7 separate regions of the Mus musculus genome follow, and all the other regions are linked to region 5. The links are chromatin loops, found by intact Hi-C in ENCODE. Cell type or tissue: left cerebral cortex. All regions are shown on one strand.

Region 1 (4,000 bases), 170 kb after region 5:
CCTCGCATACTGAATCTGCACGCGCCCACTGTAGAGGATCTTTACTGTCTTAGAGAGCAGATACCTTCCGAAACTATTTACTCCAAAAGACCCTCTGAGTTAACATTTAAGCTGTATTATTTAGACTTGTATTTAGAACGTGTCACTTCCTCGAGCTGTTACTGCCTGTACGGAGTCGTGGACAACATCGGATACCTGTCCTCTAGGAGAATACAAGCCTTAATAAACACCTGTTGAGCAAGCTTGTGTGTTCTTGTTTTCCCTGCTATATGTGCCTTGTCTCTCTCTTATAGCTGAAAATCTATGGGGTCTGCTCTAAGCAGTGGAAGCCAAGGGCTGCAGTTTTGCTTACTCCTGGGTACTAAAGGGACAGAGAAACTTTCATAGCTCCATGTAGGACTTGGAATTCAGTCCCCAACTATGTAAGAATGTGAAGCTGACAGAGGTGGACGAGCTGTTCAGCAGCCATATATGACTTCGTTTGCACACTTGCCTCCAGGCTGGTACTCCTTGATCTCTCCCTTATGTCTTCTGAAAATTCACTGTTGTAGACATCCAATGTACTCTCTCTAGTAACTAAATCTCACATGTTAAACATTTCTCCCCCCCCCCCCCTTTTAACTAGGTATTTTATTTATATTTCAAATGCTATCCCGAAAGTTCCCTGTATCCTCCCCCTGCCCTGCTCCCCTACCTACCCACTCCCACTTCTTGGCTCTGGCGTTCCCCTGTACTGGGGCATATAACGTTTGCAAGACCAAGGGGCCTTTCTTCCCAATGATGGCCGTCTAGGCCGTCTTCTGCTACATATGCAGCTAGAGACATGAGCTCTGGGGATACTGGTTAGTTCATATTGTTCCACCTATAGGGTCTGCAAACCTATAGCTATAGGGTTGCAGACCCCTTCAGCTCTTGGGTACTTTTTCCAGCTCCTCTATTGGGGGGCCCGTGTTCCATCCAATAAATGACTGTGAGCATCCACTTCTGTGTTTGCCAGGCACTGGCATAGCCTCACATGAGACAGCTGTATCAGGGTCCTGTTGGCGAAATCTTGCTGGCCATGTTAAACATGTCTTAAAGACAAAGGATGTACACCAAGCATCTGTGTGGAGATGAGAAGATAACTTGTGGGCAAGCCCATTCGTTGCTTGCTGAATCCAGGGATCAAACTCAGGCCATCAGGTTTGGCAGCAATCACCTTTACCTACTCAGCCATCTCGCTGGCTCATTTTAGTGTTTGTCCAGCATTTTTTCTTGCAGGGAAGAAAAGCACAAATCCAAGGTACAATACAGTTAGCTGCCTCTCTCCATTTTGAAAACTGTCATGTAGCCCAGGTTGGTGTTGAAATCCCAGTCTTCCTGTTTGTACTTCCCAGGTGCATGCTTGAAAGCTCTTCTTCCATGTCAGTCTACATCTGTACAACCTGACATGTGCTATTCAGATAAGAAGTGATCTCATGCTTTCCCCAAACTGCCTGTCTCTGCTTGGAAGATAATGGTTGATACGGATACAAAACAAGCACAGGAAAATTTGTCTCCTGCCAGCCTTAACTTACTCTATTGCACCTCCAAAACACCTCCTGTGTTTTAGGAAGTAGCTTTGAAAGCATGTGTGGTTTATATTCTCACCTGTGTGTCTTGCACATATGTAGTCCTTGAGCTCCAAAATTTCTGGCTTTGATAGCAATTAGCTGAGAAGCACTAACAGGACCAAACAGGACGTGGGATCAGTATCTGGGATGACTGGAGGACTCAATCCCATGGGTAAGATGAGCAGGATCAATGAACACTACAGAGCTGGAGGTGGTGACAGACCAGCTAAGAGTTGCTGACTGGTTTTGTGTCATGAGTGGACAGTGCCCTTGCCTCCTAGACTCCTTGCTCCCTTGTCTTGTGTAGAGTCAGGAGATGTGTTAGGCCACTGGCAAAGGGAACCTGAAGGCCCAGGCTTGTGCTGTAAGCTTCAGTAATTAATTCTGGCACTTTGTGAAAGGCTGTGTACTAATGTCCTTACTATTACATTCCCAACTTGCCTTCCAGAAGCCAGACGTAAGCTTTGAATGTCCCCAAAGCATCTCAGCCTGTGGTGTTGCCTATCACACCTGCTGCCCTGTATTTGAAGGACATATGATGGACATACTTGACTTGCGTGCATTTCTGGACTTAGGACCCTTTGTTGGCCATCTCTTATCCTTGAGATCCAGAATTGGTGAGCTTTTCCTTCACTTAGATGGGAAAGAAAGGAATTAGTTGTCACACTGCCGTGACTTCACAGGCTTTTAAGAAAATTTTTATTTAATGTGCTCTGCTGCATATACATCCACAGGCCAGAAGAGGGCATCAAATCACCTTACAGACAGATGGTTATAGGCCACCATGTGGTTGCTGGGAATTGAACTCTGGAAGAGAAGCCAGTGCTCTTAACCACTGAGCCATCTCTGTTTTACCTGCAGTAATGATATGGATGTGGAAGAACACCCCTAGATTCTGCAGCAATGTATTCAAATAAATAATGTAATTTCTTCCTTCACCGTGTGGCCCCAGGACTGACAATTTTTTATAGCTAAAGTATATATGTATGTAAACTTTTAGAAAAGTCATTTGAAGAGTTACCCTTCATGACATTTTTTTAAACATTAAAACACTCTTTTTTTTAAAAAAAGATTTATTTATTTATTATATGTAAGTACACTGTAGCTGTCTTCAGTCACTCCAGACGAGGGCACCAGATCTCGTTACGGATGGTTGTGAGCCACCATGTGGTTGCTGGGATTTGAACTCTGGACCTTTGGAAGAGCAGTCAGGTGCTCTTACCCACTGAGCCATTTCACCAGCCCCCTTCATGACATTTTAACCATTGTCCTGTGAGTGGCAGTCAGACAGGATACATTTATTTGAGCTCAATGAATTTCAGAGTTTTTTCAAAGCCATCAGGTTTCTTCCTTTCCCAGTAAGTCTTCCTTTAGCTCATAACTATCTTCTGAAGACTGTTAACAAGAAGAACCAGGGCAGGGGCATGGAAGAGGGGTCACACTAGCCTCCAACTTTTCCCTCCCATGAAGTGTAGCAGTCTTAATCTCTTCCCAAGCTGTGGGCTGAGGGGATAGGAGCCTAAATTGGAAGCACTGATTGGTTTACCATGTCATATCTAGAACTGGAAGGAGCCAGTCTTGCCAAATCACCAGGCTGCCCATCTCTATGGAAGGAGTATTGAGTCCATACTTCCAGTGACCATTCTAAAGAGCAGCTTGAGGTGAACAGGTGCCCACTGGACCTGCTTGCTTCCTATAGTGTGATCTCAGTGTGGTTAGCCCTTTCCTTTCCCGAGTGTCAAGACACTCTGAATCAAAGAATGACGGACAGCTGTCAGTACTGGAGTGGGGCTCTGATGCCAGGTGTGCTGTGAGATATGTCTCAGGCAAACTCGATCCTCTACAGCTCCAAGGCCTAGAGAAGGTTGATCCATGTGAGCTCTGCTGTGTGGCAGGGTATGTGGAAGGCTATGTAGTGCAAAGGGCTGGGGACATAGTGCAAGGCTGGCCATCTGTGCCTGGACTTAGGAAAGAGTAAGGACATGGGGTATGGGTGGGACTCTACAGTTTGTAAGGAGGCCACAGCACAGGTCTTAAGATGAGTGAAGCTCCCATCTCTATTCAGTGGGGCATCATTGAGCCAGTCCCTCTGCTAATCTTACCTCTGTCCCAAACGGTCTCTTCCCCATCTCTCTGAGAGCCAGAGGTGGGCAGCCCAGCCTTTTAGGGCGGTTCCTGATGCTGTACAGGCCCAAAAGAGTGAGTGTGAATGTTGCCCACAAGACAAACTGTCCCACCAGCCTTCCTGGATTGTTGGAGTTACCTTGCTCCGGGGTAGCAGCTTTAGCAGCTGTTGGCTGCTCTGAGCTTCTCTGTTATCTATAGCAGGTTATTGGAGCAGCAGCTTGCTCATCAGATGGGTGGGAGCACTAGATGACTTGTTGGAGCCAGCCCTAGGTAGTGATGGC
Region 2 (4,000 bases), 280 kb after region 5:
ACCACAGGGAGAATCATTAACAGACACATTTACGTTCCCAGTGCATCTCCAGGCATGCATATCTGCTCAGATGCTGCAGGCGGCTCAGGCTCTGGGTGCTGCAGCCAGGCTGTGATTGCCAGGGATCAGCACGATAGCACTGATGGGCAGGGCCATGCAGGCAGCCTCCTATCCAGTCTCTTCCCGCAAAATGGAATAGGTAATGAGCCCAGCTTGTCTCCTTCACAGATCTTGAGGGGATCTGGCTCTCTGCCCCCTGTCAGGCTTATGGTCCCTGCCATGTGCTCTCTCACGCTTTCCTTGTCAGCGCTTCTCCTGCTCAGGCTCTGAAGTCACAGAAAGGAAGATTGGCGGAGGGCGGAGGGCGGGGGGGGGGCGGGGGGGGGAAGAAGGGGAGATCCAGACAGGCATCAGATATCCCCAAGCTCACAGATAAGAGAACACCATGCCCATCACTCCACACTTCATGTTCCCAGTGGGCAGGCATCTGATCTCCCTCTGCAGCCAGATAGCGACAATCCAGTTCTGCCAATGAGGTCCTGGATAGCTGCCGCACTGCAGGCTGACTTCCTCCACTGAGAAACACCAGGAAACTAGGTCACTGAGTTCCTGGCTTGGAGTTGTCCTTCCAGAGGTCACCCTGCCACCCTGTTTAGCAGGTGCTGATAGGCTTCCTGGGCCCCTTTTCCCAAGTCCCACACCAAAGGAGGGAGAAGAGAGCAAAGCCCAAGCAGGTTGACCAGGAGTTTTGACAAGAGTCACCCTCATCACAGGCCAGAGCCCAGAAAACAGCTTAGCCCTCACAGGAATGTGCCCTGCAGGGTGGTGGATCACGATGTTCTGGGATGGCCTGTCAGGAGTGAAGAGCAGACTTGTCCAGCACTTCAAAAAGGTCTCAACAAATCTGTTTCCAGCACAATGAGATCAAAGTCAGCCCGCAGCCCAAAGCAGCCAAGGTGCAAAGGAAAGTAATTAGAGAACGGGGCTGGGGAGATGCTTAGTAAAGTGCTTGATGTGCAAACACAAGGACCCAAGTTCATTCTCCAGATCCATAGGATCATAGGCACAGGCATGGCGTTACCCTTGTAATCCCTGTGCTGCAGAGGCAGAAAGAATCTCAGGCATTGCTAGCTAGCCAGCCTTGCCAAATTGGTGAGTTCCGACCAACCAGCGAGCCTCTCAGCGTCACTCAGGGTTGTCCTTTGGCCTCCACAGGCACGAGCGCGCGCGCGCACACACACACACACACACACACACACACACACACACACGGGGGTGGGGGGGAGCAAACCTGCCAGCCTAACACACTAACACAGTTCTGTATCCAAGGAAAACATCCCAACAGTTGCAACAAATAAAGATGTTTTTAGACAAAGTAACCAGCTATAGGCTGAGAGAAACTATCACCAGCTTGTACTGAGCAAGCACTGACACCATTCCGGATGAAGGAAAGCCATGCCAGATGGGTCTACACAAGAGAATAGAGAGCCAGATTCAGAGAATATCAAGTAATGCATAAGGCTGCCATGTGAGCTTCTGTTTGTTTTGTTCTTGAGACAAACTATGTAGCTCTAACTAGCCTGGAACTTGCTGTGTAAACCAGACTGGCTTTGAACTTACAGAGGTCACCTGCCTTACAGATTTAGAGAGACCTATGGATCCAGCCCACAAGAGTCTGACCTCTTCCTGGTCTGTCTTCCTATGCCTGACGCATCCTTACTGGCATAGACCCTCTGGCTTTGGAACTAAGGGACGCCCTGACTACATCAGCCATCACAGGGCCATGTCCTGGCCTTTCCTTGTCCTCATCCACCTTGAGAGGCCCCTCTAAAGCATCCTGAGAGCTCATTAAGGCAGGGCTGCTATGTCCAAAGGAGGTCAGGGAGAGAGGGCCCTACCTTCACCACCTGCTAGACGTGTCTCTGCTGCTCCTGGAGGCTCAGAGTCTACAATCTGGTCCCAACAACAAAACAACTAAGACACCCAACTACTGGACTATTGCCTAAAAACCTTACCCGTACGTGGGTGTGGTGACCCGTCGCACTTGGGAAGCAGAGACAGGAGGATCTCTGTGAGTTTGAAGCCAGCCTGGTCTTCAGACTGAGTTCTAGGACAGTCAAGGCTACAAAGAGAAACTCTGTCTCAGAAAAACAAAAGACAAAGCAAAATAAATGAATGACAGTAAAAACAACAGTAACAAAACAAAATAAAACCTCACCTGTAATTGGACAGAACAACACAAGATCAGAGGCATACTGCCCCCTGGAGGCCAGAATAGGAACTCCCCAAATCTGCAACACCAACTTCCCTAACTGCTTCTAGAAGGATCAAAATCTGTTCCCTTGCTTGGACAGCAGACTTTCCTCAGACAACAGAGGGAGACTTGGCCAGAGATCTACAGCCCCTCCCAGATAAAGCCACTACTTCTAATTTCTAAGATGCTCAACAGGGGACTAAGGCCCAGGTGACCTTCTGAGGGTGTTCTCAATTCTTGCTTAGAACCCTAGAATGAAACATTCTGAGAAGGAAGCCTGCTTGAAGTAGGTCCATGTTGGGTGGCCAGGGCTGGGAAAGGGACCACCATACAGGAACTACCATCCTGCTCACAAGAGGGAGTTGGTAAGGGCCTTTTCTCTAACACACACCAGGGACCTGTTGTGTAGGGTGTAGCCTGGTCTGCTTAGTCCTGCAGTCCTCCTGTAGAATCTGCCTTGAACTTAGGGTTGTCACCACTCACAGCTCTAGGGAACAGGAGTAAAACAGAGGCTCAAGGGACAGTCTGGCTGCTCCTTAGAGTATGGGCTGGGCTCAACTCTGGTCACAACCAGATGAGCATTGCACTGGTTCAGAGGCCAGGAAGGGCTCTGGAAATCCTCCCTCCTGGAGGGAACTGTGAGCCAGGCCTACCCTCCACAGCTTCTTCAACAGGCAAGCTTCTACTGAAGACTCTGAGGGTGTGTGTATGCAGAGGCAGACTTTTCTATTACTGTGATAAAACTCCACAACCAAGGAAACTTCTGGAAGAAAGGATTTTTTTTGGCTTATGATTCCAAAGGGATAATATCACATGGTGATGGAATAGAGGTGTCATGTGACTGGAGCAGAAGCTGAGAGCTCACATCTCAAATCACAACCAGGAAGCAAAGGGGCTGTACTGGCAATGAGCATGTCTTTTGAAACCCCAAAGCCTGACTCTAGTGATACACTTCCTGCTGCAAGGCCATACTTCCTACGCTTCTCCAAACAGGACAATCAACTGCAGAGCAAGTATTCACATGCCCTCTACTTATGCGGGACGTCCTACTAAATGACCAACCCACCTCACCCAGAAGTGACACTGGTCTGTTTGCTGTATGGGGCAAGGTGATCACAGGCCAACTCAGGTACAGAGATGAACAGGAAGACACCGCTGGATGGAACAAGGCAGAGAGGCAGCTCACAAGTACAGCAGGAACTAAGGAGCTAAGGCAGGAATTAAGACTGAACAGTGGGGCTGGTGAGATGGCTCAGCAGGTAGGAGCACCCGACTGCTCTTCCGAAGGTCCGGAGTTCAAATCCCAGCAACCACATGGTGGCTCACAACCATCCGTAACAAGATCTGACTCCCTCTTCTGGAGTGTCTGAAGACAGCTACAGTGTACTTACATATAATAAAAAAAAAAAAGACTGAACAGTGAGACAGAAAAGTTCAGAGTCCTGGGGTTTCAAAAGTGCCAGAAGCCAGTGAGCAGAGATGGCGGGGGTTCGGGAGGGGGGTCAGGGGGTCCAGGATGAGTCTGCCTGGCAAGCTAAAGACACATGTGGAAGGGTATACACAAATGCTTCTGAGATCCATAAACTGGGGCCTGTAAATGTCAGGATGAGAAAAGCCAGCCTGGGCCCATCATAACCAAAGCAAAAGACTCAGAGGCACCTGGTGTCAAAGGTGAGAAACCACTTCCCATCACACATCACTGGATACAGAAGGAGCAATGGGAACCCACTTGCCTTTGTACTGGGC
Region 3 (4,000 bases), 270 kb after region 5:
TAGCCCTGGATGTCCTGGACCTCATGCTGTAGACCAGACTGCCCTTGAACTCAGAGATCCACCTGCCCCTGCTTCCCAAGTGCTGGGATTAAAAGCATGTTTGATCACAGCCTGGCTCCAGTAACACATTCTTAAAGTCTTTTTCCGGGAACCAGATGAAAGTAGGGGCCACTAATATCAAGAATATCCTCATTGGAGCAGAACCCACCCAGAAAGAAAGACCAGGACAGTGTTTCCATAAGCTGCAAAAGTTTGCCTTGTTTTTTTTTAATGCCTTTTAGACATATAAAAATAGCTTTGTCAGGAACCCCAGTATATCCAAGGCTGCACCTGATAACCTGAACCCAGTGGTGTTGATTATTCAAGGTAACCAGACACAGTCCTAGAACCCCATGTTGCCCACTGGACATTATATAAGAGAGACCAAAAGCAATGCTCTGTTCTGCACATTTGGAGAGATGCCACCTTGATCTGCCCTGTGGCTGAAGAGTCTCTCCCAGGATCTTGACCCTCAAATCAGGAACTACTGTTAGAGACTGGACCTGACCTTCAGCTAAGAGGAAAGCAGCCTTGGGAAGAACCACAGTTAGGAATTCAGAGTGTGAACATTGTGTGATGACCCTCAGCATAAAATATAACTTTAGTTATACTGAGTGTGTCCTTCTTGCTCACCACACCCCAGGTGCACACACTTGTTGCATCCGTACTCAAGACTGTGTCTGTCCTGGAGGAGGGAAGCATACCTCCGTCTGAACAACTGAATCACTTTGGTCTGGCTCCACACCCTCCCTAAAACAGTTTCTGCCTAAGAGGAAAGGAGTTGAGCACAGTAGGCACATGAATGCCCTCCTGCTCTCTAAAACCTTGTAGATGCATACCTAGCTTCAACACCAAGGTGTGGACGAGCCTATCGGTTCCATTTTCAGTTACAATGGAGAGGGTACCACCACCAGTGGTGGTCCTGACATGGGGTGTGGTCTACTGAATTTCTTGTGGAAAACAAGGGAGGCTGAGGATGTAGACAGGTCACTAAGCTGGCCACAGCCTGGTTTCTGTGGCTCAATTCTAACAGTCTGGCCTCCCACACTAGGGACCCCAGGACCAGGCCCTGCCAATGTGTATAAGGATATGCACAGAGTATGTGCACACAGCATAGACATGCATGCATATGTGTGCACACAGCACTCTGTCCTCACTCCCAAAGGTCCATGAGGGCTGGGACACAGACAAGGGTTGGGTCCAAGCCCATATTTCAGGTAGCTTCCAGGTCCTGATAAGCTGTACAAGAACTCTGTCCCAATCATGATGTCAAGCATAGTCAGAATGTTAGAGCCATTGGCATCCTCATGAGAACATGCTTAGTGTGGGTAACCAATGACGTCCTTGAGCTGGACAACGCTATGGGATGTTTTCTCTTCCGGTAATGATGGAGGTCAAACACAAGGCACAGGAAAAAAACTTCAGAGAATAAATGAGCCAGAGACTGAAGTCAAAGGAAACATTGTAGCTATAGCCTTGTAACATTGTAGCTATAGCCTTGCAAGATGGCTTGGGCAGGTGCAGAGCTGGAATCCTGGTTTTAAAAACCACCAATACTTCCTTCAAGGGGTCAGAAAGATACACGTCCCTGCTGGTGTGTGTTGAATGAATGAATGATTGTGTGGATGAACCAGTGTACAAATGAGTATGTGAACAAATTAGTGAATGAATGAATCACTGAGCCAGTAGATAAAGGAGAGAGTGAGAACTGGGAATCCTAACGGCTGATTCCATTTTGGGCTCATCATGATCTGAGGCCAAGGATGGACAGAGACCTTGTCTTCAGAGACTGGGGCTAGTAATGAGCTCTCTACCAGCCAAAGGTAGGACCCTCCCATGTGCCAGGCCCACTGCTGTTATGGTGATGATCTTTCTCATCCATGTAAGCACAACAGTTAATGGCGATCACCCACCTGTGATCATTCCTTACAGGGCTTTGGGGAACACACAAAGACCCCAAAATTTAGGGCATAACTTCTCTCCAGGCTCACAAATCCCTTCCTCAAAGCCAGCATCTGGCCCACTGCTGCCCTCTGCTGACTAGCCTAGCCCAGAAAGGAAAGGGAGGGGACCACAGAACCCATCTAGGGCAGCATCAGATCCCTTGCTTCATGAGTCAGTTGCTAGGGTGACAGACAGCCTGAAGGGCCCTCAAGTAGGCAGGGAATGCCATCATCCTTCTTCCACAGGAGCCAAATTCCTCACACTAGGCCTCCTTAGAACAGCCCATGTGACCACACCCCCACCCCCACCCCCAGGCCTAGGGAAGGAGAAAACACACACAAAAGGCTATGCCACCCACTGCCCAGGGACGACGGGCACCTAGCACTTAGACACTGGCCCTGCTAGAGATGTAGGTCTTTATTCTCACATCACTAGCCAAGGCCCCCAAAGTACTCTTGCAGGCCATAGCCCTATAAACAAGACATGGAGGGTACCTCTGTCACTTGTGTTCCTGGAATCTGTGGGTTTAACCAAGAGCAGGGGTAGGGGGCTCCTCCATGGGGCCCAACACCTCAGGCTTGTCTCGAGTTGCTGGTGCAGGAGGCCGTTAAAGAAGGAGAGGCAGCTGACCCTGGCCACAAGCTGTATGAAGTCAATAGTTGGGGCCCAGTGGCTCAGCCTTCCCCAGAACTGAGCATTCAACTTCCAAGGACCAGCCACTGCTGGCAAACTCCACGATCTGCTGCTCACAACCTTAGGGAAAACACTAGCCACATGTGGAGCCTCATTGTAAGCCATCAATGACCACCAACTTGCCAGGCAGTGGCTGTACCTGCCCCATCAGTTGCCACCAGGATATGGGCAGGGAACAAACACCAGAGAGACAGGGCCTGTTGGTACTCACCTGGTCTACCAGGGGGCCAGAGCTTCCAGCAAAGTGAGACCATGACCATGACTCTGTGCTGGTAGCTGCCACCCTGAGGACTAAAAAAGCCCCTAATTCAGGGACCACCCCACAGTGGGAAGCTCACGGAGATTTCCCTTAGAGTCATTTGTTTCTTCAACAAGCTTACACCAGCCATCACTTCATGTAAACAAACACAGCCACTGATTCTAAATGAAGCTGTTTGCGTGTGAATTAATACATCATATTCTCTCCCGAAACAGAATTATTTGTCTCTGGAGGAATCAGGTTAAGTCTGGAGTGTGGGGAGGGGGTGCCTAGCTGTGTCATTTGCATATGCAAATTATTCCGCTCTCAATTAAAGGCTTGTGTGTCAGCAAATGAGACTAATTAGATTTATTTATCTATGATAATCAGCTTTTCACAAACAAAATAGATCACCCTTTCAACGATGCTGGACAAAGCATACACTAGGGAGGACCTGCCTGATGGGACTCAGGCTGGGGAGGAGACAGTGCTTAGAGGGGGTGTGGTTGCTGTAGGTGGCCCATGATGCTTGGACTGGTTTCCCTAGGCCATTTATCCTAGCTGAAGGAATGTCCCAGCAGGACTGCATATCTATCCTCACTCAATCTCTTCCCTCTACTCCAGCCACAGCAGGGTACAAAAATGGAATCAGATGCATAGTTTCAGCCCTACAAAGAGCAGCAGGAGATGGAGCCATCTGAGAGTTTTAAGAGCCAAAGAAAAATCAATGAGATGAGTGCTACCTTTACAGAGGGCAGAACAGAGCTAGCACTTAGGGGACCCCACACCAGCTCCGCTCCTGGACCCTGGTGCTAGGTACTGCTATGGGCCTCCTCAAATGTTTCTAGACATCAGAAGGCAATGCCTTATGAGGGACCACCAGAACACACACATTTTGTACCTTAGGACTACAGACACTAGCTCCATGAAGAGAAGCAACCATACTGTAGGAGGATGGAAATGAAGCCACGGCCACTTTGGTCTCTACTCCACTTATCCCTGCTTCTCTCAGGGCCTTCCATGCTCTGGGCTCTGTGTCTCTCATCTCTTGTTCCTTACTCTGCAAAGGCCTGTCTGGAACACTGA
Region 4 (4,000 bases), 75 kb after region 5:
AGGCTCCAGACCATCCAGCAGTACCTCAGGCTGTCCCACATGTACCTGGCAGGGACATGGTGACACAGTACTCTCTCTATACTGAGCCTCACCATCTGCCCCACCCCATCTCTCTCTCCCTGCCTCTCACCTCTCTCTTTTGCTCCTCCCCAGTGGAGGTAGCCAGCAAGTACTGCACCAAGTACTGAGTGACCCCAGCAGAGGGCGGCCAGGTGACGTGGAGAGTTCTGGGTGTCACTGCAGCTAGGGTCAGTGGCCCAGGTGGAGGCAGGGGTGCTAGGAAGGGATGATCATCAGGAGAATCTCAGGGGAATTGTGGCACATGCAGAACTCATATACATGGACAACAAAGCCCTTTTTCCAGTGACAAGACTTTGAGTAGGTAGGGTTGTACAGATGGCCGGGTAGGCAACCACCATCCAGAGTACAGGACTCTAAGTCACGTGTCTCAAATGTCAGTGGGCTGTGTTTTCGGCTCACAGTCCTGGGGGAGCCAGATCACCCTGCTAGCCTAAGGCAATTTGCTACAAAGGTGATAAGGGATGTTGTATCCAGGATCACACACACAAAACCTCACATACTTCACCAAGGTGTCTCTGTGAATAACTGGAAGAGGCAGATCCAGAGGCATAGAGCAGAGCAGAGGTTGCAAGGGCTGGGTGAAGGTGTTAATGAAATGTGCAGTTTTTGTTGGGAAATGAGTATGATCTATGATAGTCTTAGTGCAAATAGCCCTTAATATACTGTCCTTGTTTGTTTGTTTGTTTGTTTGTTTGTTTAGGTTTCTGTCTTTTGAGACATGGTTTCTCTATCTATCTCTAGTTGTCTTGGAACTCACAGAGATTCACCTGCCCCTCCAATGCTGGGATTAAAGGTGTGTGCTACCACAACTGGCAAAGCCCTGGATACACTAACAGCTATCTATTGTCCCCTGTAAGTGGGTAAGTGTGGGCGCATGAGCCCTATCTCAATGGAGTTGTTAACCAGAAATCATTATAGGTCCAGCAGCAGGCTGAGAGACAGTGGTCTTGACCATGTGTTGTCACCAGACAGGATGGGAGCCTTAGGACATCATGGCAGCAGCAGTATTGAGCCATGGTGTGATACAGGATCAGAGTCTAGATCCCAAGCCTCTTGTGGCTTGTGGGAACACTTCTGACCCAGAGCTGCCTGTAGTCATGCCCTGCTGGTACTATCCCCAAAGGGCAGGACTACACAAAGGCCACCCTTTTACCTGTGGTTGCCCGGCCTTGCAGGCTCTTGCCAACCCCACTCTCATAGACAGGAAGCACAGAGACCAAGTATTCTGTGCTGGAGGTCAGGTTTCCAAGCTCCATGGATGAGACAGGCCCCTCCACCACCACCTGAGCAGGAAAACTTCATCAACAGGGTGTAGACTTGGGAGACATGACACTGCCACCCTGGGAGATTGGATCCCCATATGGAGCAGAGCAGCACCAGGCACCATGGAGACAGGCGAGACTGTAAAACCATCCACTCATCTATCAGTGTCATCAAAACCAATCTGTTGTCTGCAGTCACAGCCCAGCACTCCACATTCTGACTCTGTCCAATGGGCTGTATCTGTGTGTAGCTACCCACTCCCTGTGCTACCCTGGATCTCCTCTCATGCAGTCTTACTCATCTCTAGGCCCTCATTCCGATGTTCAGCCACAGCTCAGCAGAACCCACCTGAACCATGCCGGATGAATCCTGCCAGCTGCCCCAACTCCCAAGGATGGTCTCAGCAGAGGCTGAACCAGGGGACCCCCTCTTACCTCCTTGGGGGCACCACCCCTAGAAGGCTGCCATACAATTAGATACTTGAGGGGTGGGTATAAGGCTGGAGTCCAAGACAGGTGGATACTGGATGAGGTGGCGTGGGTCAGGATCAGTCTGGTGGGCGTGGGGAGGGGGTCCAGGACCCGAGTACCTGCTGCTGGTTTGACTGTGAGGAAAGGCAATCAGGGACCAAGCAAGCACATCCACATACTCCCTCTGGTGGCCATGTACAGGAAGGACAGGAAAATCCTCCTACCCCAGCCCACAACATATCCAAGGAATTGGCCCAGTATAGCTTCAATCTCCCTGTTCCTCTGCCACCGTGGTGCTGTGTTCTTACCTGGGCCTCTGCCCTGAATTTTTTGGCAAATGAGTCGGCTGAGCAGAGGAGCTAGGGTGTCCAGCTGAGGGAAGTCCAGCACGTTGTGGACAGTGATGTCCAGTGGCTGGGACGCCAGGAGCTTCAGCTCAGCCTCATCGACATTCTTCACACCTGCTTTAGGGAAGTGTGTGTCAACATGCCACTCCGAGACTCTCATTCTATTTACAGACAAGACCACAGGGGAGGGACCTACCAGAGTTCCCATCATGGGGGAGGGCAAAACTGAAGCTGTATGTCCTAGATTTCACGGGGTCTCAGTGGAACACAGGAATGGGCCAGGGGAGGCCAGTGTGCTTAGCTCTGGGAACTGGGAAGCAGGCCAGACTATGTGGATGCTGGTGTCAGGTACCCACCCATAAGAGAGGGGGTTCCTGGAAGAGAGGGGCTCCTGGAACAACCCCCTACACTTGGAGTTTCCTTCCCATCAAACAGTGCAGTAAATGTGGTTGACGTCCCAGAGAGCACCAGGGACACTCCTTACTTGAGGAGCAAACGGGGAAGGGGGAAGAGCTGTCAGACACAATGGCAGCTGCCAGGCAGGGGACCAGTTTGAAGGTTACTTGCAGTATGAGTTGGAGGGTGGCAGGGAGTTGGGGAGTGTCACGGCAAGGGAGACAGGGACAAATTTTGCAGATGTTGCTGGAAGGTGTAGCCATGCACCTCTATGGAGCAGGGCTCACCCTCTGGCCCCTATGGGTGTGGATGCTGCAGGCCAGCAGTTATCATGTACCCAAGTTTCTAGCCAGAGATGGTAAAGCCAGAGTGCAGATGTGTCTGTGATCTAGAGTCCACCCTAGCCATGTGCATTCGAACCCAGGGCCCAGGCACTGTGCCAGCTCACCCACAACAAAGACATCAATGTCCTGATCCTTAAGGATCCTGGCAGCTGTGCGCACATCATCCTGGGACTTGCCATCTGTCACCAGAATCAACACTTTGGCTGCCTCTGGACGGACACCGGCTGCTGGCTTCAGGTTCTGCTCCAGCACATGGGTTAGAGCAAGGCCTTGGGAATATAAGGGACAAAGTGATGGGCAGCCACTAGGACCTCCTCCTCAGGTGCCCTCTCAACCACAGCTGACACACTCGATCCCAAGGCTCTCTGTTCATGTTTCATCGGTCCTGCCTTGCCAGGCTAAAGGCACTTGGGATCAGGGACAGCTCCTCCTGTGAAGAATACCCATAGCCCAGCAAGACCATGCCTAAGAAGCTGCCTGCAAGGCTGACCGTCCAGCTGAGTAGGACCAAGAAAGAAGCTACCCATGATCAGTGCAGACTCTTGCTCAACAAGGTGCCCAAAGTTCCACACTTTTACCAAGGTTGGGGTGTGGAGGGGTGGTCGATTTTGCCCTGTAAAGTGTGAAGTGGGCTCAGCACCCACTCATCACATAAATGTTCAGGGGCAGAGGGGTCAGGAAAAGTTTGGCAAGAGGCTTCAGAACAGCTAAACCTCAAGACCCAGGACATACCTGTGAATGTGTTTCCTCCCTTGTAGCGGAGGTGGTGTACAGCTGCTAGCACTTGCTCCTTGGTTTGGAAGGAGTTCAGGTCCCACTCGGTCTGGGGGTCTCCACTGTACTGTGTCAGACCTAGGGGTGGGCTTTGGTTGCTGGATTGAGGTTTTGGGGGAGGGGGTCTTTCTTTTTTGCATCACTGGGGGGTAGGCAAGCACGCTAGCCACATGTTGTATGCTACTACATCCTCAGTGTCAAGGCTCAGTTTTGAAAACCTGATCCACAGAATCACCTGCTCTGGGTAAAGCCTCTGGGAGTCCCACTCCCAGGAGATGACACATTTTCAGGGCCCAAGGCTCACATAGAGATATCATCAGAGGGA
Region 5 (4,000 bases):
GGTACCTGGTTAGAAGAAGGGCCACTTCACTGTACTGGGTACCTGGTGGTCATTATTAAGAGAATGAGTAAAGATGATTGGGGACACCAAACATGTGTCCCCTTTGGGTACACCTGACCCATACATCAGAGCCACATGGTTGGGTTAGACATTGGCCGGTCAGCCAGTGACCACAGACAGAGCAAAGCATAAAGGGTGGTTTCCTCAGGTTATAGCCATACCTGTCCCAGGCTCTCTGCAGCCTGTTCTGGCCATGGCACCCTGCCCAGGCTTTCTGCAGTTCACCTATCCTTGTAAGGTAGCAGGAAAGTGCATTCTGACAAATTTCATCTAGGATGGCCATGCTGTGGACACTCTGGGAGTATCCCCTACCCTTACCATCACCAGGCAGTCACACCCTGGTATCTTAAGGGTCCGTTAGATAGCTAAGATGATTTAGGGTTTAGTGGCTTGGCAGTGGTAAGGAATAAAAAGCAGATACCTAGACTGTCTAAGTCAGGGTTCTCTAGAGTCAGAACTTATGGAATGCCTCTATGTGTATCAAGGGAATCATATGAAGCTAGTTGTTTAAGCTGGTCTTCTGTAGAAGTGGGTTCCAAAAGATGTGCTGGCAAGTAAGTACAATTGGTCGAAGAAGAACGAGCCTTCCTTCTTCCAATGTCCTTATGTGAGGCCTCCAGCAGAAGGTGTGGCCCAGATTAAAGGTGTGTATGACCAAACCTGAATCTAAAACTTGCTTTGTCCCAGGCTGACCTTGAACTCAGAGATCTGCTTATCCTATCTCCTGGAATTAAAGACGTGTACTACCATGCCTGGGCCTAAGCCTCAAGATCTTTATGTCAAGATCCAGGTCAGAAACCTGTCCTCCAGCCTCAAGATCTCGATCACAGGTGTGCTCTCCATTCCTGGATTGTAGTTCATTCTAGATGTAATCAAGTTGACAGCCAGGAATAGCCATCACATAGTCTGAGCCCGGGACTGTGTTATATAAGGAATCCCATGGTCAGGTGACACCAAGAGATGGGAAGCAGTGAGCTAGGACATTCATGAACAGTGTGTAGGAACAGAGGGGCATTCAAAACACTAAGAATCTGGCTTTGGAGGAGAAACCACTGCATCTTTGCACTGCCCCTGCATAGGGTATTTCCTGTCCCTCAACACCTATATATCCACCAAGTCTATTTTGCTGCCAGTGATTTTTCTCCTTACACCTCATCTCCATCCTGTCTCCTGTCCATGGTCAAGTTTATTGATTTAGCAGAGGGACCTCATCTAGAGTTGTGTGAGCAATTGCTTCAGATGCTCTTTCAGTGGTCACACCAACTTCCCATAGGTCTGAAGTAGCATACATGGTGGTTGTGAACCTTTGTTCACAAAGCAAACATCTATGCCAAAAACACTATGACCCCAAAATTTACTGAGACCCCTAGGTACTTGCCCATCACCTTGGAAAGAAGGGTCCCTCCTGAGAGGGCACATGCACAGGGGCTGAGTGGGGTTTGAAGGACCCAGGATGTGTTGCAGACCAGAAGAGATGTGATGTGTATAACTGCCCATGTGCAGGGAAGGAACCACCAGCCAGAATGGTTTGAGGTACATTGGGAGTCGCCTATCTAGAAAGGACTGAGGAATAGGGTTACTATGGGTCAGGCCAGTTGCGCGTACCTCTCTGGGATAAATGTCCCAGATGACTTTGAATGCTGGAGTTGAGGCAATACCCAGCAAGGCCACCAGGTGGCAGTGCTCACCAGAAGAAGAGTCCTATCATTAGTCACATGAACCAGTTCTCTGAACAGACAAATCCAGACTCCTGGAACCTGCCTCTTAGGAGGTCAGGCAGAGCACACCTGCCCACTATTGCCTTTCTCAGCCAGGCTGACAAGGCTTGGGTAGCCATACCAATCAGTAAAGGCACAGGAGCTCAGAGGAGGCAAATTTGCCACAGGGGGCTATTGCCACATGGGGATCTCACATTCTCTTGCCACCCTCAGGATCTGGTTCCAGGCTCTTTAGTAGATCCAAGCCAGAGGTAAGAGTTCAGATGAGCTAAGGGAATCACACGGGACCTGCCGTCTGTTCTCTCTCATTTTCGGAGTCATACACACTCTGGGTGCTCACACTCTTAGCCTATCCCAGAGGGCCTCCACCCCTTACCTGCCTGATATGTCCCTCCCTGGGGTGTGTACCAGCACTGATATTCTCCACAGAGCCTAAACTCCACAAGACATAACCGGGCCTGTCTTCCATGGATTCCCCCTGCACGGGACCTGACCTTAAAAGAGCCTAACTTCCACAGGGTCAGCTGGCTTGACTTCCTTGTGGTCCAACCTCTGGAAAGAAAACTGTTCCTGGCCTAGTATGCAGATCCTAGCAGGTCAGGGCACTGAATACTGGAAGTAGGGAATGGGGTTTGGGGTTTTGCCTCCTAGGGCCTAAGAGGGGTTTTGTTTGTTTGTTTGTTTGTTTGTTTGTTGTTGCTTTTAAAATAATCTCTTGGTGTTCTGTAAGTGCCTGAAGATACATAGTCCTATTCATATCTCTCCTATCAGCTTGAACTGCAGCCAGAACTGCTGGCCCCATACCCACCCTGATTCCGTGGCCTCCGATAACTCCAGTACATATGACATATAGCACATATAGCAATGGGACCCAAAGCACGAGCGTCTTCATTCAGGGCCTGGGAAACTGAAGTCAGGGCGTTGGGACAATAATGTCCAGGACAACAGTTATCAGGATTCCTGCAATTCTGGGGCCCCAAAGGGAAACCCCCGCCTTGCCTTAAGTAGTTGTCTTGGTATGTGCACCCTGCACCTTGTGCAAGAGAGGTAGAGGCTTTCAGAGAGGAGCAGGCTGCCTGAGCAGATGCTGAACGGGCTTCCACAGAAACAAATCCTGGATACCCCAAGGTCAACAGTACCCCTGTGTACTTTCCACACAACCATCATCCCAACCTGGATTTGTTGGTACAGGTTGGTGCTGACCATCTACACCAAATCGTATGTCATTTTCTTCTGGTATCATCTGGCTGCCCTTCCACCTGGCTGGGTTCCCATCTTCCCCTTAGGGAGGGGTCCAAACCCAACCTCTTTTTCCAATCCTCGTTCACAATGTCCTCTTTCCTCCAAACACTGACCTCAAAGCATACTCCTTCTGCAAACACTACACTGCTTGTCCTTCAGGCACTGTGCCCCCCAGGTAACCTCTCTCATACAGCACTCTTGCTTTTGTGGTCTCCTCTCAAATGGCCTCTTCCTGTGATCCCGTCTCTCTAAGTGAGCTCAGGTCCTGGCATTCAGGGATGGGGGCTTGTCCATAGATAGATTCTGGACACCTCTGAGTCCTCAATAATCCCTTCTCCGTTACAGTTGCATCTGCTATTCCAAGGTGAAATAGAAGGTTGTTTTGTTTTATCAGATGAACCTTGTCCTCCACTTTAGGTGTAGTCTTGTGCTGACTGTTGTACTGAGTACCAGCTACAGCCCTGCTAGATGGAAGGCCCCTGGCCTTCTGCTCCTCTCAGAGCAAGTAGACATCTCTCTCCTGGTGGAGTTGTCAGATATAAGGTGCCTCAAATCTCCCTTACCACACCCTGGATTCTCTCAGCCCACAGAGGCCTAGCTCTCGCTTACAGGGAGCTGCAGACCGAGCTCTCAATCCTGCTCAGAGGCAGACAGCTGCGTCTGGGGCTATGCTTGACATTCAGAGCTGCTATTTTTCTCTCACACGTGGGTCTTACATTTGCGTTGGAATGGATTACTGCTAACTTCTTTGCTGCTGCTGCTGCTGCTGATAGCACAGTCATCTGTGGCTGTGCGGGATGGACAGCTCACACCTGCCCACTGCTATCCGCCAAAGGAACCTGGTGGTCATGGAGAACTTGCCCCCAGAGGACATAGCTGCTTTTCCTTCCCACAGCTCCTGCTATGCTGTTAAGGTCACCCTTTTTCTGGTACACTTTGAGCTCACCTCTTCCGCACATATTTTCCCTCCCCCATCAGCT
Region 6 (4,000 bases), 180 kb after region 5:
ATGTTCTTTCCCCAGCTTGCTGTTGACCAGGTTGGCACCCAACAAGCCCGTATGCTGAGCCTTGGCTTCTAAATAGATCAGGCAGTCTATGTAGGGATGAATGTATTTTAGGATAAACAGGGATGGACATCCAAGCTAGCCCACAAAGGCTACAAAGCGCGGCTGCAGAAAAGGCTGCTGGTCCCGAGAGTCAGAGAGTGATGCTTGCACTCAGCCCCCTACGGGTAGATCTGAGATTCTAAGTCACCTGCGTGAGGCCTGCCCACACCCCAGCAGACAGTGCTGCACCCTGAGCACAGTAAGGATTGAAAAATGGCCTTCCTACCGAATGCCCCATGTCTGCTAGCCATGCCCAGATTGGTCCTGTGCCCCTGAACTGAAGCCCCTAGCCTCCACTGAAGGGGGTGCAATGAAGGTGAGTGAAGGTGATTGCTACTCAACCTGGGCTGGGGCACAGGGCAGCTTGCCATGGGCTTTACCGCCTATCCACTCTCCAGCCCACCTCCCTTACCATCCTCCCCACCCCGATCTCTGCTCACAGCCCAGAAGGTCACTGTGGTCAGGAGCCAACTCTCCAGCAAGGGCAGCGGTGGCACAAGAATGGAGCTCTAGTTCCAGGGGAGAGGCAGGGGGAATCTTCCCTCTGGGAAAAGAGCCAGGCTGCAGTGTAGAGCACCCCCAACAGAGCTCAACGAGGGGCATAGTCCTGTGCCCCCTAGGAACCTTTACACTAGAGGACTGATACCTCTACCAATTCCTTCAGTATTGCTTTGAGTTCACCTTGCAGCTCTTCTGAGGGAGGAAGGGAAAAAGAGACAGCAAGCCCAAGGTCAGAGCTGTGGTATGCTTGGGCCCCTTCTCCACCCTCCAAGAGGCAGAGGTTCTGCAGAGGCTCTGCTTTGGGGACAGGATGCAAAGGCACTAGTGGTCTATGAGTGTGTGACTGTGTGCATCTCTCCATGGAGTACTGAAGCAGTCTCCCTGCAGCATCTCTTTGTGTCTTCACGCGGGCCCTTTTGTCTTGCTTTTCTGCAACTGCACAGGACTTGAGGCTAGGAGAATTTGGGCGGTCAGTTCTGGATCTGGGTCAGAGCCAGGAAAGGGGCTCACACTCACCCCATGAAGATGAAAAGCAAGTCTGCAACTTGTCTGAGGGGGTGGGGGTGCAGAGGTTGTGACCTCCTCCACTGACAGTCAATCCTAGGTCATCAGTTTCCAACCTGTGTATCAGGACTCCTTTGCCAAACTCTATCTCTAAAAATATTTACATTAGGATTCATAACAGTAACAAAATTGCAGTTATGAAGTAGCAACAAAATACGAAGTAGCAACGAAAATAATTTTATGGTTGGGGGGAGGGGTCACCACAACATGAAGAACTCTATTAAAGGGTAGCAGCATTCTGAAGGTTGAGAACCATTGCCCTAGGTAATAGGGCCTGTAACCTTGGGGATCGGAAACCTTGCTGGGAGGAGACATGCCAGAGCAGAGTCTCATACCAGGACGCCAGCAGGTGGCGCTGGCTGCCGAGGACAGGAAAAAAAATGCCTGCAGCAGACCTGAGTGGGTGTCACTGCGGCTGCAGATGGTGGTGGGGGAGGGAGGAGGAGGATTTGTCATTTTCTCTCTGGGCTGCAGAGCCTCACGTGCCTCGCGTCCCGCATAGCTGGAGAGAGGTTTGGGGGCGGGATGCGGTCCAGTGTATCCACCCAGATTTAGACCTTGGATGCAGATGCAGATCCCCCACTTCCACAGCTCGAACCTCAACCTAAGGTTCAGGGGTTTCTTCAGAATCAAAGTGATCACCGCCTTCACCCTGCGACCCCAACTAGAGCGCCCAGGGGACAGACTGCAGTGACCCCAGACCCTACCCCATTTCTCTGGGGTTGCTGCGGCAACTATCCAGGGCCCCCTAGATGGGAACAGTGATACTCATGACATCCCTTCGCCCCAAGCGCATTAGCGCCCCGTCTCTCTGGGTGACTCCACGGCCAGCACCGAGGACAGCGCCCAGGACTGCCCGTGGGTAGCGGGACGCGCCAACACAACCCGGGAAGCTGCACACTTCCCTCCCGCGCCCCTCAGCCCGCCGCTTCCCCAGCCCCTCCCTTTGTCTTCTGGCCCTCGTCTCCCTCTTCGGGATCTCGAGCACTCAGAGCTGCGGACACACGTGGTCAGGGGCCGGGTGGCCACATTCTCCCCCGCGGTCGCCCCCACCCTTCTCGTGACGTCCTAGGCATGCGGGCCCCTTTGTGTCCCGCGGCCAGATCCCCGGCCCAGCAGCTGGGCCGCCCTCTGGGCGGGCGCATTGTTCGCCGGATTTGTCCGCGGAGCGAGGGGCCACCGGGGGCCGGGGCTCGCCTTTTTCCCGCGGGAGGGGCGCCGCGACGGCCGGGCTCCCGGGCCATTTCCATGAGAAAGGAGCGGCGGAGGCGCCTCTCTTGGCATTCACCGCGTGCCTTAATTGTATAGACATTAAATCAAGGTCCGCTGTGAACACGCAGAGGGGCCCTCAGGGCTGCGGCGGGCGGCGAGCGGCTGGACCGGGTCGGGGCCGGGCTGCGGCTTGCGTGGGGTCCTAGCCTGAGGGGCGCGAATGCTCCAGCTTCTTCGCCGCGGGGCGGGCGGGCGGGGCGGGGCTCCGCGCTAAGCTGGCAGTGCTGCCCTGGTCCGCCCCCAACTCCGAGGAGCCAGTTTTCCTTCCCCTCCCCGAGGTAGAGAAGGGCCCGGGCAAATCCCTCGGGGCGTTCCTGCAGTAGGGACCCCTCGGAGCCGCGGCGAGGGAGATGCAGGAGCCGGCCGGGGTGAGCGCGCGTGCTCCGGCCTGCTGCAGTCTTCTGACGGGTGCAGAGCCCTCTCCACCCCGGCGGCGCAAGCCTCTCCGCAGCTGCCCTTCCCCGGCTCCTCTTCCCGGCCCCACCAGGAGTGCGTGAGTGCGGTGAAAATAAAGAACCTCGATGTTCGGAGATGAAAAGCAGTCTCTTTCTACAACCCGCCGAGCTCTCTTCTCTTACGCCTCTGGCTGGCGAGAAGCTGCTCGAGGAGAGAAAGACGGGGTGACCTGAGAGACCGGCTCGCCCCGGCACGGGCCGCCAGCGCAGTTACCCGTCCGGGCGCGAGCCGCCGCCGCCTGCTGCTTCTCGGTTGCCGCCTCCGCTCCGCAGCACAGCCTGCGCTGTCGCCCGATCCCGCCTCCGCCTCCTTCTTGGCGCCCGCAGGACCCGCACGCTACGGCCCCGGGTGGAGGAGAGCGCAGGGACAGTGCCAAGGAAGCCGGGCAAATTCCTGAGGGCCGGGTGGGAGCCCGGCGTCCGCGAGGTCGGCACTGCGGGAGTCTGACTCCCACTCTCCTTGCCTAGACCGGGTGCGACCGTCCCCGCGCTCGCCGCCGCCGCCGCTGCCTCCGCTCGTATCCGCGCTCGGCTCCGGCACCGGGCGATTATCACTGGGGCGCGCGGTGACGTCACCCGACACCGGCTCTGCCGCCTCCTCTCGGAGGTGTCCTTGAGAACTGAGGGGCACGCGCACCGCGTACACGCGCACTCACGCACCGCGCGACCCGTGCCTCCCGCGCACACGCTCGGCGTCCCGCTCCGCGCGCTCCTCGACTCACACGGATGCAGCCCTCGAACGCCTTCGATTGTGCCCGGCGCCCCGGGGTCACACGTATGCAGAGAAACTGCCTCTTGGACACTCTCGAACCGCTCATTCTGTCCTACTGCACGACCCACGCAAAAGCTTCTCCCGCAGCCCACCGACCGCAGCTCCTCTACACCCACCACCAGCCACACCCCGCTGTGCAGCGAACACACTGTGCTTGCCTCACACAAGCGGCTGGTCCTTCCGGAATAACCACTCTACACAGTGGCTTCTGAGCCTCTCTCTCCTGGGGGGGGGAAAGAAAGGGGTCCTAGCCTCCTGCTGGCGGCCCTATGTGGAGAAGGGAGTTAGACATCTCCCCCAACCCCCATCAGAGACTGCTCCCCTTTTTCACCCTTTT
Region 7 (4,000 bases), 150 kb after region 5:
CACTGCAGGGATTTAGGGCCCTGTCTCATTCCCTGCTGGGCCCACATGCTAAGTATATGCCCATCTGTGGCAATAGAACCTTCTAGGGTATCCCACAGGATGTCACAACCTTTGCCTTTCTCATTGCTTGCAAGTAAAAGAAAAGAATCACAGTTTTAGCATTTGAACCTGGAGTCCTGCCTCTCCAGGCCCCTTGCTGGACTTGGTTCCCCTGGATTGAGGCCAGATGGGCTGATAGAGGGGACAGGGGCAGCTGCACCAAGTTCCTTCTCTGTGTAGACCCAGGTCCCTGGAGATCTGAGCACTGGACTCTGGGCCTGCTGCCTTGGCCTTGGGGTCTGTGAAAAGGGACAGTCTCTCCCAGCTATGACCACAAGCATTCCTGCTGTCCTTGTCTGAAGCAGCTGAGCCAGCCCTTCTCTCTTGTTTGGAGACTTGAAAGCTCTCCTGGAAGACAGGAACATCCTGTACCTGTGAGCACAGAATGGAGACCTCGGGGCTCTCAGCAGTGCACAAGGCCCATGAGACTGTCGAGCAACAACGTGGTGTGTGCCTAAGGGGCTGAGAACAAAGCATCCAAGTGGCTGTTCCAGCTGCATCCATGCTGGGACTTCATAGACACAGCACCCATCTCTACAACGTCTTGCCTGATGCCTGTGTCCCCACCATGAGCTCATACTACAAGCTGAGTCCCTTGCTAAAGCAGTACCTGGGTGGTGGTGACTAGTTGTAGTTGACAAGGCCCTGTAGCTCATAGCACAACCATGATGTTACTTTGGGTCACCCAAGACCCAGTGTGGGAGTATAGGGACTGCTTGTGCTATCCTCTGTGTGGTTGAAGCCTAGGGGGAGGCCTGAGGCTTCCTGGTTGTGCTGGAGGAAGGGATAAAAGGGAGGGAAGGAAGACAGAGAAAGTTCAATGCCACCATCCCCCTCTATAGACCAATGGAATTCTCTTTTCTATATAGTTCTTTAGATTGACTGTCCTACCCTGGGCTCTATAGAGCAGATCCTAAGCAGGATGAAGCTTGAGTGTCAGTGCTGAGTATCATGTTGGCAAGGAGTAAATGTGTCGACATTGAACTTTCTCCTGAAAGCCACTCCCCTGGGCACTTCAAAGGTGGTTCTCAGAGCCTAGAGACCGCGAGGTGTCCAGCCAAGGAAGACTATCCAGGCATCATGGGCTAGCTGAGATGGCAACAGTCTTCTGCACCCAAAGTCCAGAGGAACCCAAATGTCCCACAGGTTGACTCTTCAGACTGTGTACCTCTGGGCCCAGACTCCAGCCAACGAGGAATCCAGGGTAAAGTTAAGTTCAGCTTCAGAAAGGGATGGATCAGGGAGCTCCCAGGCCTCAGGAGGCGCTGCAGGGAAGGAAGTGGTAACTGTAGCCTACAAGGGACAAGCTTGACACTACCTCCTCCAATTGAATTCACTCAAGAGTTGCTGGAGTGGGTGGGAATTAGTGGATAAGCAGGCTCAATGGAACTATCAGGATCATCTATCTGTGAGCCTACTACACAGGAAGGTCCCCAACTTTTCTCAGGGACTTGGACTTTGTATGAGTGAGTGATCCACACTCTGGAATAAGTGTGGCCATTTGAATCTTGAGAAAATGAAATAAAATGAAAAATACAGTCCTTCGATTTGAAATACTCAGTAGCTGCACAAGGTCAAAGGTTAAGCTGTGGGACAGAACAGTCTCACTGACCATGGGATGGAGTTGGGAGTCTCTAGGAGTTAGGAGGTGAGCCCAAGGTCATAATAACTGGCTCACAGCACACCCTACTGGACACGAGGGGAATGACAGCACAGGGTTGGCGACCAGGTCCTGGAGAGTTATGGAATTAGCCACACAAACGTGGACCAAACCCTTCAGAAATGCTGTGAGATAGATGAGTTGCCAGTGTCATCTGGTTCTGAGAATATGAGAAGAACAAATGGTCAAATGCCAGGAAGAAGCAGAGGGACTTCCAGGGCTGTCAAGGCAGGAGGGATATCTGCCCAGCATCTGGGAACCACAAGAACACAAGGGAGTAACCAGGAGACTAGCTAATAGGTGCTGGAGGAATGGGATGTGTATCTGAGCAGACCTTCCCCTGTGGAGCCCTGATTGGGGTAGGACTGAATATCCTACATTGTCATCATGGCGACATAAACACAAGGCTTCAGCAAAAATGAAATGCATTAGCTCACATGACCCAAGACCTTGGCGGACTGTCTCAGGCTTAGCTCAGTGGTGTTTAGATAATGCCATCATTTGCATACCTTTTCCTCCCTGAGATAGCATCACTTCTTTCTTTCTTTTCTTTTTCTTTCTTTCTTTTCAAGACAGGGGTTCTCTGTGTAGCCTTGGCTGTCCTGGAACTCACTTTGTAGACCAGGCTGGCCTCGAACTCAGAAATCCGCCTGCCTCTGCCTCCCAAGTACATCATTTCTTGATAAAGATGGCCATGAATGGCCCCTTTGCAGGCAGCTTGGAGAAGTCAGGAAAAGGCGTCTCGTTTCCTCAAAGGCGGGAGCTTAGGACTGATAAGAACTTCCAGAGCCTGCATCAGCTTGGAGTTTCCAGATTGTTGTGCATCATGGAGGGCCAAATCCACAATAGGAGAGTCTCCTGCAGCCTTCCCATTCCCTGGACAGTTCACTCTCATTCCCTGAGGAGGGCTTTGGTTGCATGTCTGGTCAGGTCCTCATTCTGGGTTAACAGCTTCAGTGGCGCCTGGCGCTCACCCAGCTACCACAAGCCTCTTCATACACTCCTTGTCCTAACCAGGCACCAAGCCCCTCTCCAGGCTTAGCACTGCTCACTCTCTTTCCTGCCTTACCCTGCTGACTCTTGCAAACTCCACCTGGCTCTGGGCATCCCTGATTTGACTCCTATGATGCCAGCTTTGTGTATTTCTAACAGGGCCTCAGAATCTGTGGGGTTCCCAGGACCTGCTCAGACACCTTTCATGTCAGAATGCTGCTGTGGCTGCCTTCTGGACAATCTCTGAAATTGTTTTCTAAGTGCCACCTGCTGAGATAATTGGGTCTGGGAAGGGCTTGGGCACTCAGCCTAGCCTAGCCTCCTTCTACCCCAGGATCAGTTCTTAAAGCAGGAATCTCTTCCACCCCCTTTACCAGCAAGAGCCTACGTGTGGCTGTCCTGGAACTCACTTTGTAGACCAGGCTGGCCTCGAACTCAGAAATCCGCCTGCCTCTGCCTCCCAAGTACATCATTTCTTGATAAAGATGGCCATGAATGGCCCCTTTGCAGGCAGCAAACTCAAAGTGTACTCAAGGTCCGTGTATGGATGTTGCAGGGTGGAGTAGATGATTGACAGCACTATTCTACCTGGGGGAGCATGACATTGAATTTCAAATCAGTTGAGAACTAACCAACCAAGCAATCAACCAACCAAATAAACAAACCAACAAACAATCCTGACAAGTCTAGAGGGAGCTGGTGAGGACAGGAAGAGGAAAACTTTCTTGCCTTGTTCCTAGTTTTTATTTTGCCCTGGCGGACCCAGGCTGAGAGCCAAACTTGGTTGCCACATGGGTTGAATGAATATGCCTCTTAAAGCAGCCTGTATTGTTTCATGACTGGAGGTTAAGGCCTGAGACTTACATGAACCTAGAGTACCACAAATCCTGCTTGCTCTTTCTCAGCCTTGAAGTGGATCACCTAGAGATGTCTGGATCCTGGGCCATCTGGTACTGTCCAGACAGACAAGCACCAACTATGGCAGCAGGAGCTAGCTACACTTCCTGGAAACATAGAGGCAGTCAGTAGGCCATGGCCCCCTCTATGGGCATCAGGTTTCTCATCCAAGTTAGACTGCTGATCTTTGTTGTGCTGTGTAGATGGAAAAGAGACAAGGTTCATGAGTAGGCTGAAGTTCAGACTGGTTGGCTGTGGCCTGGCATTTGCTCTAACTTCTTGGAGGCTTGCTTTCTGATCCTGGACCACAGAGCTGCTTGGCTTTTGAGAGGTGCCTGCAGGATAGATCTG

The links. Peaks named below come from ENCODE experiments on the same cell type or tissue, not always from the same donor. Only the 100,000 strongest peaks of a DNase experiment are listed, where the experiment ranks them.
Region 1: it touches region 5 in a loop (4-fold over the local background); 2 of 42 quality-filtered maps call a loop at or near these places.
Region 2: it touches region 5 in a loop (4-fold over the local background); 11 of 42 quality-filtered maps call a loop at or near these places.
Region 3: it touches region 5 in a loop (5-fold over the local background); 9 of 42 quality-filtered maps call a loop at or near these places.
Region 4: it touches region 5 in a loop (5-fold over the local background); 19 of 42 quality-filtered maps call a loop at or near these places.
Region 6: a loop joins it to region 5, with 4 times the contacts of the local background. A loop is called at or near these places in 2 of 42 quality-filtered maps.
Region 7: a loop joins it to region 5, with 9 times the contacts of the local background. A loop is called at or near these places in 14 of 42 quality-filtered maps.

The regions. Positions count from the first base shown.
Region 1 is chr2:180,900,618-180,904,617 of GRCm38, reverse strand. Ythdf1 (YTH N6-methyladenosine RNA binding protein 1) reads left to right here. Exons shown (of 5, transcript NM_173761.3): 5 at 1-241. Among named protein-coding and RNA genes, the nearest start is that of Mir124a-3, 8.6 kb to the right of the region's middle. In left cerebral cortex, a CTCF peak has its summit at 2,323 (motif pointing right); a DNase peak (open chromatin) is centred at 2,350.
Region 2 is chr2:180,785,202-180,789,201 of GRCm38, reverse strand. No RefSeq gene overlaps it. Among named protein-coding and RNA genes, the nearest start is that of Bhlhe23, 10 kb to the right of the region's middle. In left cerebral cortex, a CTCF peak has its summit at 2,275 (motif pointing left); DNase peaks (open chromatin) are centred at 175, 571, 1,322 and 2,270; H3K27ac peaks cover 246 bases.
Region 3 is chr2:180,804,278-180,808,277 of GRCm38, reverse strand. No RefSeq gene overlaps it. Among named protein-coding and RNA genes, the nearest start is that of Gm14340, 19 kb to the left of the region's middle. In left cerebral cortex, a CTCF peak has its summit at 2,069 (motif pointing left); a DNase peak (open chromatin) is centred at 2,095.
Region 4 is chr2:180,994,630-180,998,629 of GRCm38, reverse strand. Col20a1 (collagen, type XX, alpha 1) reads right to left here. Exons shown (of 36, transcript NM_028518.1): 6 at 3,634-3,753; 7 at 3,006-3,170; 8 at 2,123-2,275; 9 at 1,779-1,948; 10 at 1,235-1,364; 11 at 131-276; 12 at 1-45. Among named protein-coding and RNA genes, the nearest start is that of Col20a1, 10 kb to the right of the region's middle. In left cerebral cortex, a CTCF peak has its summit at 1,999 (motif pointing left); DNase peaks (open chromatin) are centred at 1,609 and 2,008.
Region 5 is chr2:181,070,060-181,074,059 of GRCm38, reverse strand. No RefSeq gene overlaps it. Among named protein-coding and RNA genes, the nearest start is that of Chrna4, 33 kb to the right of the region's middle. In left cerebral cortex, a CTCF peak has its summit at 1,733 (motif pointing right); DNase peaks (open chromatin) are centred at 1,732, 2,866, 3,201, 3,696 and 2 more places; H3K27ac peaks cover 3,323 bases.
Region 6 is chr2:180,892,546-180,896,545 of GRCm38, reverse strand. Mir124a-3 (microRNA 124a-3) reads right to left here and starts at 2,506; the gene lies at 2,439-2,506. In left cerebral cortex, a CTCF peak has its summit at 1,508 (motif pointing right); DNase peaks (open chromatin) are centred at 1,600, 2,157, 2,684, 3,522 and 3 more places; H3K4me3 peaks cover 3,449 bases; H3K27ac peaks cover 4,000 bases.
Region 7 is chr2:180,923,151-180,927,150 of GRCm38, reverse strand. No RefSeq gene overlaps it. Among named protein-coding and RNA genes, the nearest start is that of Birc7, 3.9 kb to the left of the region's middle. In left cerebral cortex, a CTCF peak has its summit at 1,791; a DNase peak (open chromatin) is centred at 1,777.